Linked DNA regions of Mus musculus: region 1 is linked to region 2. The links are chromatin loops, found by intact Hi-C in ENCODE. Cell type or tissue: left cerebral cortex. All regions are shown on one strand. Links, peaks and the distances in the headings refer to the core of each region. The heading gives the core; the rest is flanking DNA. Region 1 overlaps LOC100043315 (a long non-coding RNA gene). Region 2 overlaps Tmem117 (transmembrane protein 117).

What was found. A loop is a pair of places that touch in the nucleus more often than their neighbours do. Peaks named below come from ENCODE experiments on the same cell type or tissue, not always from the same donor. Only the 100,000 strongest peaks of a DNase experiment are listed, where the experiment ranks them.
Region 1: a loop joins it to region 2, with 9 times the contacts of the local background. A loop is called at or near these places in 1 of 42 quality-filtered maps.

The regions. Positions count from the first base shown.
Region 1 is chr15:95,128,048-95,135,151 of GRCm38, forward strand. The region is part of intron 2 of LOC100043315 (a long non-coding RNA gene); the gene reads right to left. Among named protein-coding and RNA genes, the nearest start is that of Gm30810, 52 kb to the left of the region's middle. In left cerebral cortex, for the core only: no CTCF peak of the experiment used is centred there; no DNase peak of the experiment used is centred there.
Region 2 is chr15:95,072,801-95,079,904 of GRCm38, forward strand. Tmem117 (transmembrane protein 117) reads left to right here. Exons shown (of 8, transcript NM_178789.4): 7 at 1,604-1,733. Gm30810 (a long non-coding RNA gene) reads right to left here. Exons shown (of 4, transcript XR_384360.4): 1 at 1,966-7,104; 2 at 1,586-1,769; 3 at 1-1,150. Among named protein-coding and RNA genes, the nearest start is that of Gm30810, 3.7 kb to the right of the region's middle. In left cerebral cortex, for the core only: no CTCF peak of the experiment used is centred there; a DNase peak (open chromatin) is centred at 2,764; H3K4me3 peaks cover 191 bases; H3K27ac peaks cover 1,186 bases.

The sequences.
Region 1 (7,104 bases), core at 1,008-5,007, 55 kb after region 2:
ATAAGTCAGTATTACTCTAAGATAACGACACATACACACACAAAAAGAATGAAACTATAGACAAATTCCTCTAATGAACATAAATGCAAAAGTTCTCAGGCCAAACACTTGCAAAGTAAATACAGGAACACATTAAAAGCATCTTTCACTGTGGGGCAGTGGGCTACACACAGACAACTTGGTCTCCAGTTGCTCAAGGACTTGAACCCTAGGGGACTCAATGGGTGGTGATTTCCACCTACATGGAACAGAAGGTATTCGATCATGTCTCCTGGACCCCTGGCTCCTGTCAAAGTTACTGCCTCCACAGCCTTCACAGGAGAGGAGCAGCGCAGAGCCTTCCCACATGCAAATAAGGTTTTCCCCAAACTCTCAGTCCAAGCCAATGAGAGGTACCTGCTGTTGAACCCTGAATCACCCCCAAAACTGTATATAAATCCTATCCAGAAAATTAAATGTGTTCGAGAACTACTCCATTGTCTGAGTCTTTTGTTCCAAGAGCTGTAACACCTGGGAAGATCTTCTTTCTCCAAAAGCCACCCAAGGTCCTGCCTTACTCCTCACTGACTAGTCAGCTTCTCTCAGCCCAGCCCGACCAGACTCAGTGCAGAGTGGCTCTTGGAGTCACTGAGTGTCCTGGAAGGCATGGCAAAGAGAGACTTCATCTCCCTGCCTGCACTCGCTTAGTAGTAAGTTATAGACTTACTACTTAATAGCATCTCAGAATTGGTTCATCAATTTTAAGGGGTATTCTAGGCCTTAAGAGCCGAGAAGGCACGGGAGTGTCTGTGGGAAAAATGAACTTTCTGCTCCATTTTTCTGTAGGTAAAAATGCTTAAGGAAAGAACGACCGTTGCCAAAAGAAGTAAATATTCTTGGTTCACTCTGCACACAATTCAGCCTAGCCTGGTGACAGCAAGGACAAAGTCAAAGCCATTTGTATATAATGACCCCAAATGTGTTTATTTCCTGAGGCTCCTGGATATTAAAAATACAAACGGATCAAGATAGGTCTAAAGAAAATGGTTAGGCCAAATATTTTTCTTGTACTCTTTAAATGCTTCAAGTAGAAAAATAGACTTACGCACCATAGTACAATAGCTTGCCTCATCTGTATGAAAGGACCCATAACATGCATTAATTCATAACGTATTACAGGCCAGTGAGTCACAACTATATGTTTAATAATGGTATCTTAATTTCAGGTGGTTTCAGTTTTGCTCTCTGCTCCGGTAGTAATTGCTATTTCTACCAGCCACCACTGAGTATCTGCTGAGCTCTGCACAAGATAATCAGCACCTACTCACGAGCCATGAGGTAGATATTGCCATAGTTCCCCCCCCCCCTTTTTTATTTTGACTTCCTTTTAATTGGATATTTTATTTACATTTCAAATGTTATCTCCTTTCCTGGTTCCTTCCCCTGCCCCCAGAAATCCCCTATCCCATCCTCCCTCCCCCTGCATCTATGAGGGTGTTCCTCCACCCACCCACCCACGCACCAACCCACTCCCACTTCCCCACCCTCAGTTCCCCTACACTAGGGCATCTATTGAGCCTTCGTAGGACCAAGGACCTCTCCTCCCATTGATGTAAGACAAGGCCATCCTCTGCAACATATGCAGCCGGAGCCACGTTTACTCTTTGGTGATAGATTAGTCCTTGGGAGCTCTGAGGGTTCTGGTTGGTTGATATTGTTGCTCTTCCTGTGGGGTTGAAATCCCCTTCAACTCCTTCAGTCATTTCTCTAACTCCTCTATTGGGGACCCGCACTCAGTCCAATGGTTGGGTGTGAACATTTGTCTCTGTATTTGTAAGGCTCTGACAGGGCTTCTCAGTAGACAGCTATATCAGGCTCTTTTCAGCATGCACTTCTTGGCATCCACAATAGTGTCTGGGTTTGGTAACTGTATATGGGATAGGTCCCCAGGTAGGGTAGTCTCTGGATGGCCTTTCCACCAGTCTCTGCTCTATACTTTATCTCTGTATTTGCTCCTCTGAGTATTTTGTTCTCCTTTTAGGAAGAAACGAAGCACCCATATTTTGGTCTTTCTTCTTCTTGAGCTTCATGTGGTCTGCAAATTGTATCTTGGTTATTTGGAGCTTTGGGGCTAATATTCACTTATCAGTGAGTGCATACCATGTGCGTTCTTTTGCTATTGGGTTCCCTCACTCAGGATGATATTTTCTAGTTCCATCCATTTGCCTAAGAATTTCATGAATTCATTGTTTTTAATAGCTAAGTAGTACATAATCCTCATTTTACAGGCAAGGAAATAAAAACCAGAGGAGGTGACACAATGTGCCCATGGTATCAGCTAGCAAAAGTAGACTTTGTATGCAGACTAGACAATTTGGTATCACCAAACATTCCAGCCTGCCTCTACCCAAATGCATAAAAACAATGTCAAGAAGCTTTGTTGGTGTGGCATGATGATGATGATGGTGATGGTGATGGTGATGGTGATGGTGATGGTGATGGTGATGGTGATGGTGATGATTTGGGTAATTTCAATATTACCCAAATTTAGATCCTATTCACCCACCATACACCCTTCCAAGTCCTCCTGGAGACCCCCTAACACACAAGGTTTTTATAGTCCTCCACGGAGGCTCTTTGTGTGGACACACATCCACACACCAGCACTCAAGGCTCCCAAAAGGCCTCCTGCTCTCTGGAACCTCTTTAAGGAGGACTGGCTCCAAGCAGCGGTCCATTCTGGTTTCCAGAGAAGCAACGTGTGTGCAGTCCACTCTGGTTTCCGTGTGTGCTGTTCTCTGCAGGCAGGGGGAGTAATTCAGTGCTCTCCACCAGCATGAGCAATTGCTCTCCAACCAGTGCCTCTGGAGATCCCCAAATCCAGTTCAGGACCTCGAGAGGCAGAGAAAAGAAACATACCTCTCCAGAGAGATGCAATTCGAGGGGATGCTGCTGTGCTGCATGGGCAGAGCCATGCAAACACTGTTCCTCCCAGGGCCTTGGGACAAAGAAGGAACCCACAGGTCCCACACGGAGGTTATAAGGTGCCCTCCCCTCCACTTGCACACAGAATCTCAGCCTCCTCTGAAATATATTTATGGCAAATACATAACATTTTGTGAGTCAGTTTAAGAGAGTAAAGAGGAATTTGGATGAAGAATAAGGCACATCACTCTCAAATCTGAACATTTAAAATAGCATTTCTTTCCCACCCCCACCTCTTTCTGCATGCTACAAAATTCTCTGCATTAAAAGTTCCCCCTAACACAATTTTCCAAATACATTGTTTAATTAAGAAAGTTACATTAAAATTTTAAGACAGAGCTGGGCATTATAAGAATAATAGCAGACTGTTCTGGCAGCTTTTATTCAGAGAGAAAACCCAATTTTCTATTTCCAAACTAAAGCACTGAGAGAGGACGCCTGCATTCCACTCACCTGTTAAAAGCAGCTCGCACTGGGATTATTCCCAGCATTTTGCCAAAAGCTAGAGGCACCATGTTGCTTTCCTGTGCTGCTGGATCAGTCAATTAACCTATCTGTGCCTCGCCTGCTTCCCTCTAGAATAATAATAGTATCCAGCACACCAGGGGTCCTGCCTGACTCTCCTTCTAGCCACGCAACCATCATCATGTGGTGTTCAGCTACACTGGCCCCTGGAGCAAAATGGTTTTCCCTGTGAGGCTTTGGAAGCCTCCTGAAGGAGTGGAGGGTCAGGAGAACCTCACTTGAGCATCCAGCTTTCTTTACCACTTGTGTCCACTTTTGCCTGGCTTTCACATGGCCAACGTGAGGGGTTAGAGTATAAAGGTCAAGGAAGATACATGGGGTGGGGGGGGAGGGGCTCCACCTATTCTGCTTAGATATAGCCCTCATCCCTGTTGGATAAAGGGTTTACACGGTTGTCTGATGGGGAACTTACACCCGCATCCCTCAGCCCTCCCCAACCAAACCTCATTGGTTCCTTAGAGTGAAGTTAGGTAGAGTCATGCAACCTTAGCAGAGGAGTCCATGTTTGCTTTTAGCTACACTGGGCCATGGAGAGGATTAAGTAGTATAGACTATTAGTGTGATCAGAGTTCTTAGTCTCAAGGAGAAATGCAGCAGGCTGGGAAATTCCTGACAACGTGCAAGCCTTTCTTTGTTCTTCTTTTTAACGCTTTTTTGTACTGAAGTTTGTTGGGAGCATAACACGAAGGTCCTTGTGCCCACAGATCTCCAGCGAACCCAGGAATGTTAAGCACACAGGGGTGTCTTTCCAGCAGGAAAGATGAAAATCCCATTCTCCCATCTAAAAAGCTGAGAATTGAAAACGATGAACTGGTTTCTGCCTGGTGATCTGCGTTATCTATTTTTTCTGTTTTTTTTTTTAAATTGGGTATTTATTTCATTTACATTTCCAATGCTACCCCAAAAGTCCCCCACACACTCCCCACCCACTCCCACTTCTTGGCCCTGTCGTTCCCCTGTATTGAGGTATATAAAGTTTGCATGACTAATGGGCCTCTCTTTCCACTGATGGCTGACTAGGCCATTTTCTGATTCATATGCAGCTAGAGACACGAGCTCCAGGGGGGTACTGGTTAGTTCATATTGTTGTTCTACCTATAGGATCGCAGATCCCTTTAGCTCCTTGGGTACTTTCTCTAGCTCCTCCACTGGGGGCCCTGTGGTCCATCCAATAGCTGACTGTGAGCATCCACTTCTGTGTTTGCTAGGCCCCGGCATAGTCTCACAAGAGACAGCTCTATCTGGGTCCTTTCAGCAAAATCTTGCTAGTGTATGCAATGGTGTCAGCGTTTGGAAGCTGATTATGGGATGGATCCCCGGATATGGCAGTCTCTAGATGATCCATCCTTTCGTCACAGCTCCAAACTTTGTCTCTGTAACTCCTTCCATGGGTGTTTGGTTCCCAATTCTAAGAAGGGGCACACTTTGGTCTTCGTTCTTCTTGAGTTTCATGCATTTAGCTTAGCAAATTGTATCTTATATCTTGGGTATCCTATTGAGCCAGGCCATATCAAGCTCCTACAACTAAGATTGAAGATAACTAGCAATCTATATGACTCTTATAGTCAGAGGCTCCCTCCCCCCCAAGCTCCCACAACCAGGACCAGAAGTAGCTAATAGCTCGCAATGACCTTTATGCTATCTGTATGACAGAAACCAGGCCAGAACTTTAGGCCCTTAAGCTGGTACAGGTAGCCTATCTCTAGAACCCATCTTCTTGGAAGAAATGATGCTACCCTGACTTGATTTTTGATGCTTCCTTGTGCACAGGGGATTGTGTCATACCAGGAAACATATTTTACCCCCAAATTATACTGGACTTAAATACATTGGGAATAAATCTCCTGGCATTAGACTTCCTGAAGTCTAATCCAGCTTGATGAAACCAATCTGCAGCAGGTTGTCACTATTTTCTCTTCACAATGTTTGGTTCCCTGTATGGCACCTGCAGGGACTCCCACAGAAGATGGCTAATTTTAGAGCTCCAAACCCTGCCTCCTGAGATTTAGAATATATAGTAAGCATAAGTACTTGGACACCCATAAGCTGGCTGGACCACCCAGTGCTCCCAAGGACTAGACCACCCACCCACCAAGGAGTGTACAGGGAGGGATCCCTGGTTCCACAGACATAGTTAGCAGAGAATGGCCTTGTGTGGCATCAATGGAAGGGGAGGCCCTTGATCCTGTGGAGGTTTGATGCCCCAGAGTAGGGGGATGTTGGAGGGGTGGGGTGGGAAAGAGTAGGTGGGGATTCACCCTCATAGAGGCAAGGGGAGGGAGGATAGGGAGGTTGTGGGATGGGGGAACTTGTGGAAGGGTAACTGGGAAGTGGGGTATCATTTGAGATGTAAATGAATGGAATGATTAATAAAAAAAGAAATTAGCATTTGTTAAGATGTAATGGCTTTAACATACAAAGTAATTGCATTTTGCAATTCATACTGATTTTCTTTTACTTTAACTCACATTTTTACAAATATTAGTTTTGAGGATTTGTGGTATATGAAATTTATATAAAAATAGCCATTCAAATTCATTGCACAAATGAAATTTATATAAAAATAGCCATTCAAATTCATTGCACAAATGAGGGGTAAAGAATAATAAATGCCACAGCAAAATCTCAAAACAAAACAAGACAGATCTTTCTATTATACTGTCACTATAACTTAAAAATACTTTCTTATTGACAATATAGGGCACAAGGTACTTTGAGTGTGAACTGTCACCCATGGGCACATGTATTGGATTCTTCCTGACTTTGTTTAGGGGTACTGGAAATGTCTGGAGTTGTCCTATGGGGGGCATACCTTGTCTTCAGGCCCTTTCTGTTTCTATTGCTGCTACCTTCCTGATAGCCATGAGATGTACTGCTCATCTCCATGGTCTTCCTACTCCATGTGCCCAGAATTAACAAGACTGGGGGCTGTGGGCAGGGAGCCCCGAAGCCAGGAGCCAAGGTAAATTCTTCCTTTAGGCCATTCATGCATGTGTTTTGTGACTTTGATGCTTTGAGAGTAACAAATTCAAGTGTGTTTAAACTTTAAATAGTTGCATGGTTGATTTTAATTTCTGTCTAGGGAGGAAACCAGGGGAGTTAGGAGTTGTTTGAAATGCCCTACAAGAAATCAATGCTTCAATAATGCCTGTAAACATATTACTGGTTTTTATCAAAAAATTTAAGACCTTCACAATTTGTGAGGTTATTTTAAAGAGCATTGAGACTCTTTTTTTTTTTTCCAATTCTAAAGGAATAAATATGTTCAGGGAAGGTACGAGAATGTTATCTGGGCTTAACTGTCCTTGTACAAACATGGAATGAGAATTTAGCAAACCAGTCAGGCCTCCAAGCAGAGCCTTAATCTCATGTCCGTATGGTTGATTGAGCATTCCAACAGTGCCCAGAGCACAGATCACCCATCCTGGCAAAGATAGCTGCTCCTCACCCAGACTTGGAAGACCTTCCTTTGACCCTTCCAGATACTAATCAGATGCCTGTTGCAGAGGGCAAGCTTTTTCTCACAGCTTCTTGCTAGTCAGGTCTGGGCATTGGGTAGAGTTTGACTGATGTCTTGTGTTCAAGGGGACATGGTCTCCGGAAGCAAAGCTGTAG
Region 2 (7,104 bases), core at 1,040-5,039:
AGGATGGTCTAAATGGGAGAAGTCAGAAAACGCCTTGCAACTAAGAAGCTGGTTTAAATACAGTGGCCCAATTACTACCAAGAAGCGTTCTCTATCTGCAACCAAGAAATAAAAAGATGGTTTAATGATATTTGTCATTCATCTAGGACGAGTGAAGATACTCTGTCATTCATTTTATTTGCAGTCATAGCTTTTATCAGATATAGTTTAGCCGTCCGGGTCTGTTTCCTTTGTAACGGCTTTTATGTAATATGGAGATAACACTCTGTATATGGGGGAAGAAATGCACATATCCAACCTCAGTGACTGTTTGCAGATAGAATCTCCAATCCAGTTTCCAGTAATAATTTTTACACAATATTCCAAGTTCATGGAACATTATTCATTGATTTCCTGAGCCCTTTAATCATGTCTCTGAGTGCTACTAATGTCTGAAAAAACATGGACAGGCCAGGTTAATTTGCTCGCAGGTAGAACAGATGATGTGGCATCATTTAATTGTCTTCTTATATACTTATCTCCTATCAGCAGCCTGAGGTGATCCGCTGATCTAGAGACTGCTAGGTGATGCAGAGTGCCATTCTTCGATCTCTTCTTCCTGGTGGTTCAGTCTCTCAGGAAAGGAAACACCTGTGGCTGCTCCTAAGGGACCAGGCACCTTCCCCAGTGTCCCTGTACCAGCTGCTTTATCTGAGTGCGCTTAGCAGTGTCAATTGATGTAGTATATTAAAATCTCAAAAAACTAAAAGTTTGTTCATCATGTTTCATATTCGAGTTGGTTTAAAACATCAACTAAACATAGTTCTGTACCTACAGTGATCATTTCATTATTAAAAGTGAAAGTGTGTCTTTTCATGTCTATGAACCCATCTCAAATATTCCTTTACATTTAAGTGTGTTCTTCTTTCACAGGATAATTGTGATTTTTTTTTTTAAATTCAGTGGTTTAAAATCTGAGATCAAGTGTGGCTCCTGACAAGATTCACAGGACATTTCCCTCTGAAAGAGCAATGCCTTTGTAGTTTTACCTTCACTAGAAATGACTTCTGGCAATCTTGGGGGTTCATGTCCTCCATCTTGGGCTCAAATTCATCTGCACATCAAGTGAACAGGCTAGGGTTCTTTGGTGTTTGAACATTCTGCAGAGTCTCTAGAGTGGAGCATGGTAAAATACTTTAGTAAAAATTGCGTACTTTGTCTCCTTATGTATGACATGAAATTACAGGGCTCATAATTTTGAAAGTAGCAAGATAAAATATTATAAGTTTATTAGCCTTGTACCAATTGCTTCCATTATCTAAATATGTCAAGATCCCCATATAATGGGAGCAAACTGAAGATGCAAGTCACTTCATACTAGGTTCTAATTACTAGATTGAAAAACAATAAGAATCTGAGTAATGAGTTGATTTTTATTTCGAATGCACACCAATATCCAGTGTACAGAAGACGATGATGATTGCCAAGTGAAATGGTTGCATCTAGCAACCAGCTGAATTGAAATGATTTTAAAACAAGTGCTTGGAGAAAGTCAATTCCGAGTGCCTTGCTTCTTAAAAACCAATCAGATCACAGATATACTCACGGGCTGACTTTCTGACAGGACTGGGAATTCCCACACTTCATGGGCGACGTTGATGTGAATCTCCCCGGGTTGCACACGCCTCACATGCAGTTCAAGATTCCCTTCTTCCAGAAGATCTTCAAGGAGGAATACCGCATTCACATAACAGGTATGGTGTATGACTTTGGACACCTTTGCATATTTCCTGTGAAAAGTGAACCGCTGGTGAAAGGTATGAGTTTAATTTTCTCTTATTCATTCATCGATGCAAGATGGCTCTAGGTGGGCTGGTGACTCCATGCCACCCCTCTCAGCTCTAGGTCCACGGTTGCATTGACAAGGGAGCACATAGGAATGAATAGAGAGAAGACAGGGATAAAGAAGGCTCGCCTGTTTCTTACCTGCCTTGAACACCTCACCTCAGTCACAGTCCATCGGCAGTCACTAAGAGAGCACTGTACTTAAAGACAAGGAACACATAGCAACATCCCCTAGTTAGGTACTGCATTGTCGAGTCAAGCCTTCTGGTATGTGATACCAAAAGGTGGGGGACAAACTCTCTTCTATAGGACATTATTCCTGCCACACTTCATGGACTATTCCACACGGATCTTATACATGGGGTGGCTTTTCCACGGTTCTTGGTGTATAGGTTCAACATCAATACATTCCGTGTTTCTGCATTGACTGCTAAGATAAAGACAACGTGATCTGGAATCTTCAATTAGTCCATACGACTTTAAAGAGTTAGGTTACTAACTACTTGATTTCATAGAACCTACTTCTGTGTCCTAGCACAAATTTGTCTCAAGAGATTATTTTGTGAATCTCCAGGTTTTTTTTTTTACTCTGATTTTTTTTTAATGCGTCTGAAATGAATAACGTCTTACTCATTCTCATCCCCGAGAGATATCCTGAAGATACGTTTTATATCTTTTCTTCTTTTGAACAATAGGCAGACAGCTGAATGATCATAGATACAAAGGGTAGCGTTCACTCCTAAACTGTTCGGATACAGGGCGCGAACGTGTGTGCTTTGAGGACAATGGCCTAGGATCCCACACCTGCTCTCATGAAAACTGCAGAAGAAATCTGTACTTACACTGTCGTCTGTGTGGCTGGATAAAAATAGCCTGAGCGCAGAAAACATTAACATCTGAGCACTGAGAAACTCTCTGCTTCCCAGCCAGGAAGCTGTGCTTTGGCTCTGCGCGCGAGGCAACCTTCCTGAATTTGAGAATGAGCTCATGAATAGGGAAGATGCAGCAGGTTTCTGTTCCGATTCAAGGCAGCCAAGGCTCATCTATTAAATTCACTGGGTAAATCAATCGATTTCAGTTCAGGTCACAGAGTGTGGTTTCGGAGTCCCCACTTAATCTGTGCAGCATGCCATCCTCTTGGACTTCTGAAATAGCTGTCACACACGTAGCTTCACCATATCCCTCTGGGTGGCTTTTGCTGGACCATCTGTTCTTGCCACCAGCTCTTGTCTCAGGCGACCCCTGTACAAACAGTTTCTGATGATCAGAACCCATTAAAGGTATACCACTTAAGCATACAATACTAGGTTATGGGGGGGGGGAAGAAGATAGAAAATGATTGGAGAACAAATCAGTTTTTAAAAATTGAACTGTAAAAAGTAGTCAGGTTGGGACTATTTTACATGCTTTGTTATATACAGTGTCAATATAAAGAAGGGGAGGATTACAGTATCCAATGTTTGTGCCATTTGGGATTTTTTTAAAAAGAAGATGAACCCCCCCCCCCAAAAAATCACATTTACACAATGTTTTGGGAACGCTATATGCTATATCCATGAAGCTGCAGTATCATTGGCTATGAGTCAGAGAAGCTCTGTGCCTTTTGGGAAAAGGCAGATACAGGGCCTCAAACCTTGACTTATGAACTAGAAGCTGAAAACAGAATAAAGGCACATTAATAAAGTTTTCTGGAAGGGGAAAGTCATATGACTAAAGCTTTTGGTAACTTTTGCTGAGAGCTATCCAGCTCTTGGATGGACCTGGCCGAGGTGGTAGAGGAATGAAGAAAGCCAAGAAAGGGGACAGAGAAAAGTTGAGCTTAGGTGGACCGTGCTTGCTGATGGAGAAGCTGCAGCTCCCCAGGAACAGCATGATAGAATATAGACAGTTGAGCAAGAAGATAAGGCTACTCTACACAGCTAAATCAAGGAGGTAGTGAGCTAGGTATATCGGTAGATGGGGTCTCTGTAGGAGAGGAGTCATCAGGCCTTAAATATCTAAGGGAAGAAAGCTATGCAGGGCATTTTCTGCACATACTGTCAATATCCATGCTTGGACCAGGAGGGAAGGTGTTTCTATTCCCCCAAGGGTCTAAGGCTTTGAGGTCCTTGGCATGGCCATACTCATATCAGCCACAGACAATGACTCGTGAAGTCATTCACTCGGGGCTTTCTCCTCACCTCACATAGTTTGACTAGTAAGTCTCTAATTAATAATTAACTAAATAATAAATAATTAATGAAAGTCTCCAGTAAGAGAGACTTTATAAATGTATGGATCAGTGGGCCCTAGTCCCATCAGTTCTGACACAATAGGTCTGAGGAAGAGCCAGGAAATTAGACTCAGGAAAGTTGTCTTGGGGTAATATGGTTAACTGAGCACTGCTCCATTCTGACTGAGATTTCACAGCTGCAGTCAGAAGGTCTGTGTTCTTCCTAGACTTCACCGTGCAAACCATCGCTGCCTGAGTCCAGTGAGAAGCCTTTGAACAGTCTGGTGGTTAAATTAAAAGAGAGAGGGCCTGGTGGTAAAGTGGAACTGGAATTAGGACAGTTGTGATGTTTCCGGTGTGGCTGGATGTATCCGTGTCTGCTATTAGAATTCTTCAGAAAAATGGCTACAGGTCTTGAGAAAAGCCAAACCTTTGTGTTCAAGTTTGTGTTTCCATCCCTCTCCAGCTCCTGCTAATCCACTGAGAGAGAGAGAGAGAGGGAGAGAGAGAGAGAGAGAGAGAGAGAGAGAGAGAGAGAGAGAGAGAGAGAGAGAGAGAGAGAGAAGGGGGAGGCTGCTATGGAGAAAGAGCTAGTCTTTGGAGAAGCAGTTGTTCTTTTACTTGATTACAGTTTGCAAGTCAAGTGCTTCCAGGGAAAACCTGGATCAAAAATATTGAGATCCATGGTGTGTTTTAAGACTGTCTCCATAGCGTTTCTCAAACAGCCGATGTGAGAATATTCTGGAAAGATTGTTTAGAAAAGTAAATCCATTAGCCATACACCAGCATCTGTGTACTTGAGCTTTGGGGCAGAATCTGGGATCCATTTTCCCACAAACACAAGTCAATCCCGGGCTGGCAGGCTGAAGCCCATGCTCAGCCAGATACTGCTGCTGAAGAACATTGTCTATAGGTAGAATTTCTTGTATCTTAGATAAGAAGGATGCTGTGTGTGCTGTGGAGAGCAGGGCTGGAGAGGTGGGGCTTCCCAAGCCCTTTGGAGCCTGGAGGATTACACTAGGAGTGAGTTCCAGATGTTGGATGTCGAGCTACAGGATTTGGACTTACACTGTTAGATTTTGAGTTTACTTTGATGTGATTATTGTTATGCCCTGGTCCTTCCTTTTGGCATAATAATGCTTGCTTTTATTTTGTTAGAATACACTGGACTTAAAACGTTGTGATTTGCAAAGACACTGGGGACTTTTAAAAAGTTGGACTATGTATGGGTTGAGTTAGAAGTATGCCCTTAATGCTTGGATATTTTAATAATTGGTCCCCAATTAGGACTGATTGGAAAGACTTAGGAGGTGTGGCCATGCTGGAAAAAGTATGTCCCTGGGGGAGGGGTTTTAAGAGTACATGGCCTCATTTTACCTCTAGTTCCCTGTCTACTGTATGCCTGCTGTTAAAGATGTGATCTTTCAGTTTCCTCTTCCCGTTGCCATGGCTGCTCTTTATTACTGTTTCACCACAAGGACGGACTCTTTCCCTTCTGACCTGTAAGCCAGAATAAACTCTTCAGTGAGTTTTTGAGTCGTGATGTTTTCTCACAGCAATGCAAAGTTTTTGCCCTGGATAGTTTTTATGTCAAGCTGGCACACGGTAGAATTACTTGCGTGGCAGGGACCTCATTGGAGGGGATGCTTCCATAAGACTAGAATGTAGGCAAGCCTGTGGAGCATTTTCTCAATTAGTAACTGATATGGGAAGACCCAGCCAGCTCACTGAGGGTTGAGTCCACTCCGGGCTGGTGGTTCTGGGTTCTATAAGAAAGCTGGCTGGGCAAGCCAGTCAACAACACTACTTCATGGCCTCCATATCAGCTTCTGCCCCTGGATTCCTGCCCTCTTGGAGTTCCTGCCTTGACCTCCACTCATAATGAACAGTGATATGGTATAATAAGCCAAATAATCCCTTTTCTCGCCAAGTTGCTTTTGGTCCTGGTGTTTCAACACAGCAATAGAAACCCTAACTAAGGCTATAACAAATTTGGAAGTTGATGCTGGAGAATGAGCTATTGCTGAAGGTGCCTTTTGTGCAGGACCCCCACCTAGCTAAACTTCCAGATCGTGAAACTTCTAAGGAGCTTTTTATTCCTAGGAAGCAACTGCAAGCACAAGCTGCTGCTAATGTGACTCAAAGTGGCACCGTCATCCCAAGATGGCAGCCAAACTTGGTGGAGTCATTCCATGATAAAGTATTTAGAAGCATGGAGGATGCAGGAGTGGAGGGGTCATGGATTCTAATTTGTTTTCAGAGAGCCACTGAGTTTGGGGCTGCCTGTGGTGGGGGAGTCTCTTCATAAAGGCTCTGAAAGATCATTCTATTGTCTGTGAAAGCTTCTGGTTTGCAATGGAGACCACAAGACGTTAGCATTTTCCAGGGGTCACGAGGCATCTGCCAAGAAGAACTGCATACAGAGAGTGGATCCCAGGCTAGAGAGAGGCATATATTTCAGGCAGCAAAGCCACAGGACAGAGCCATCAAAGCCCTCAATACTAAATATTGAGCTACTGGATTTAGTTTTTGCCCTGCTGATATTTGGTCTTGCTTTGGTCCAATATTTCTCAACTATACCCTCAATCTCCAATATTTCTCAACTCTACCCCGAATCTTTGCTTTGGTATGGTATTGTCTATTCTGTTTCATCACGTGTTAGAAGTATGCAATTTGCTTTTTGCTTTTCCAATGATTACAGCTAAGAAATTACATTGAATCTCAGTAGACTTTGGACTTGGAAACTTTGTTGAGACTATGAAAGGCTAGGGGGACTTTTGAAGTCAAACTGAGTGTGTTTTGATTGTGATATAGTGTGGACACTATGGGGGGCCATGGTGTGGAATGTAGTGGCTTGAATGTCTCCCATAGGCTTGGGTATTTGAACACTTATTTCCAAGTAGGTGTTGCTTCAGAAAGTTCAGGAGGGTTGGCTTTGCTGTAAGAAGTATGTAGTTGGGGAAGGCTCTGAGAGTATATAGCCTCTCCCTACATCCAGTTCATGCTGGGATTCTTGCTGTTGATGCTTGCTGTCAAAGACGGAACCTTTCGGCTTTCATTCCAGGAGC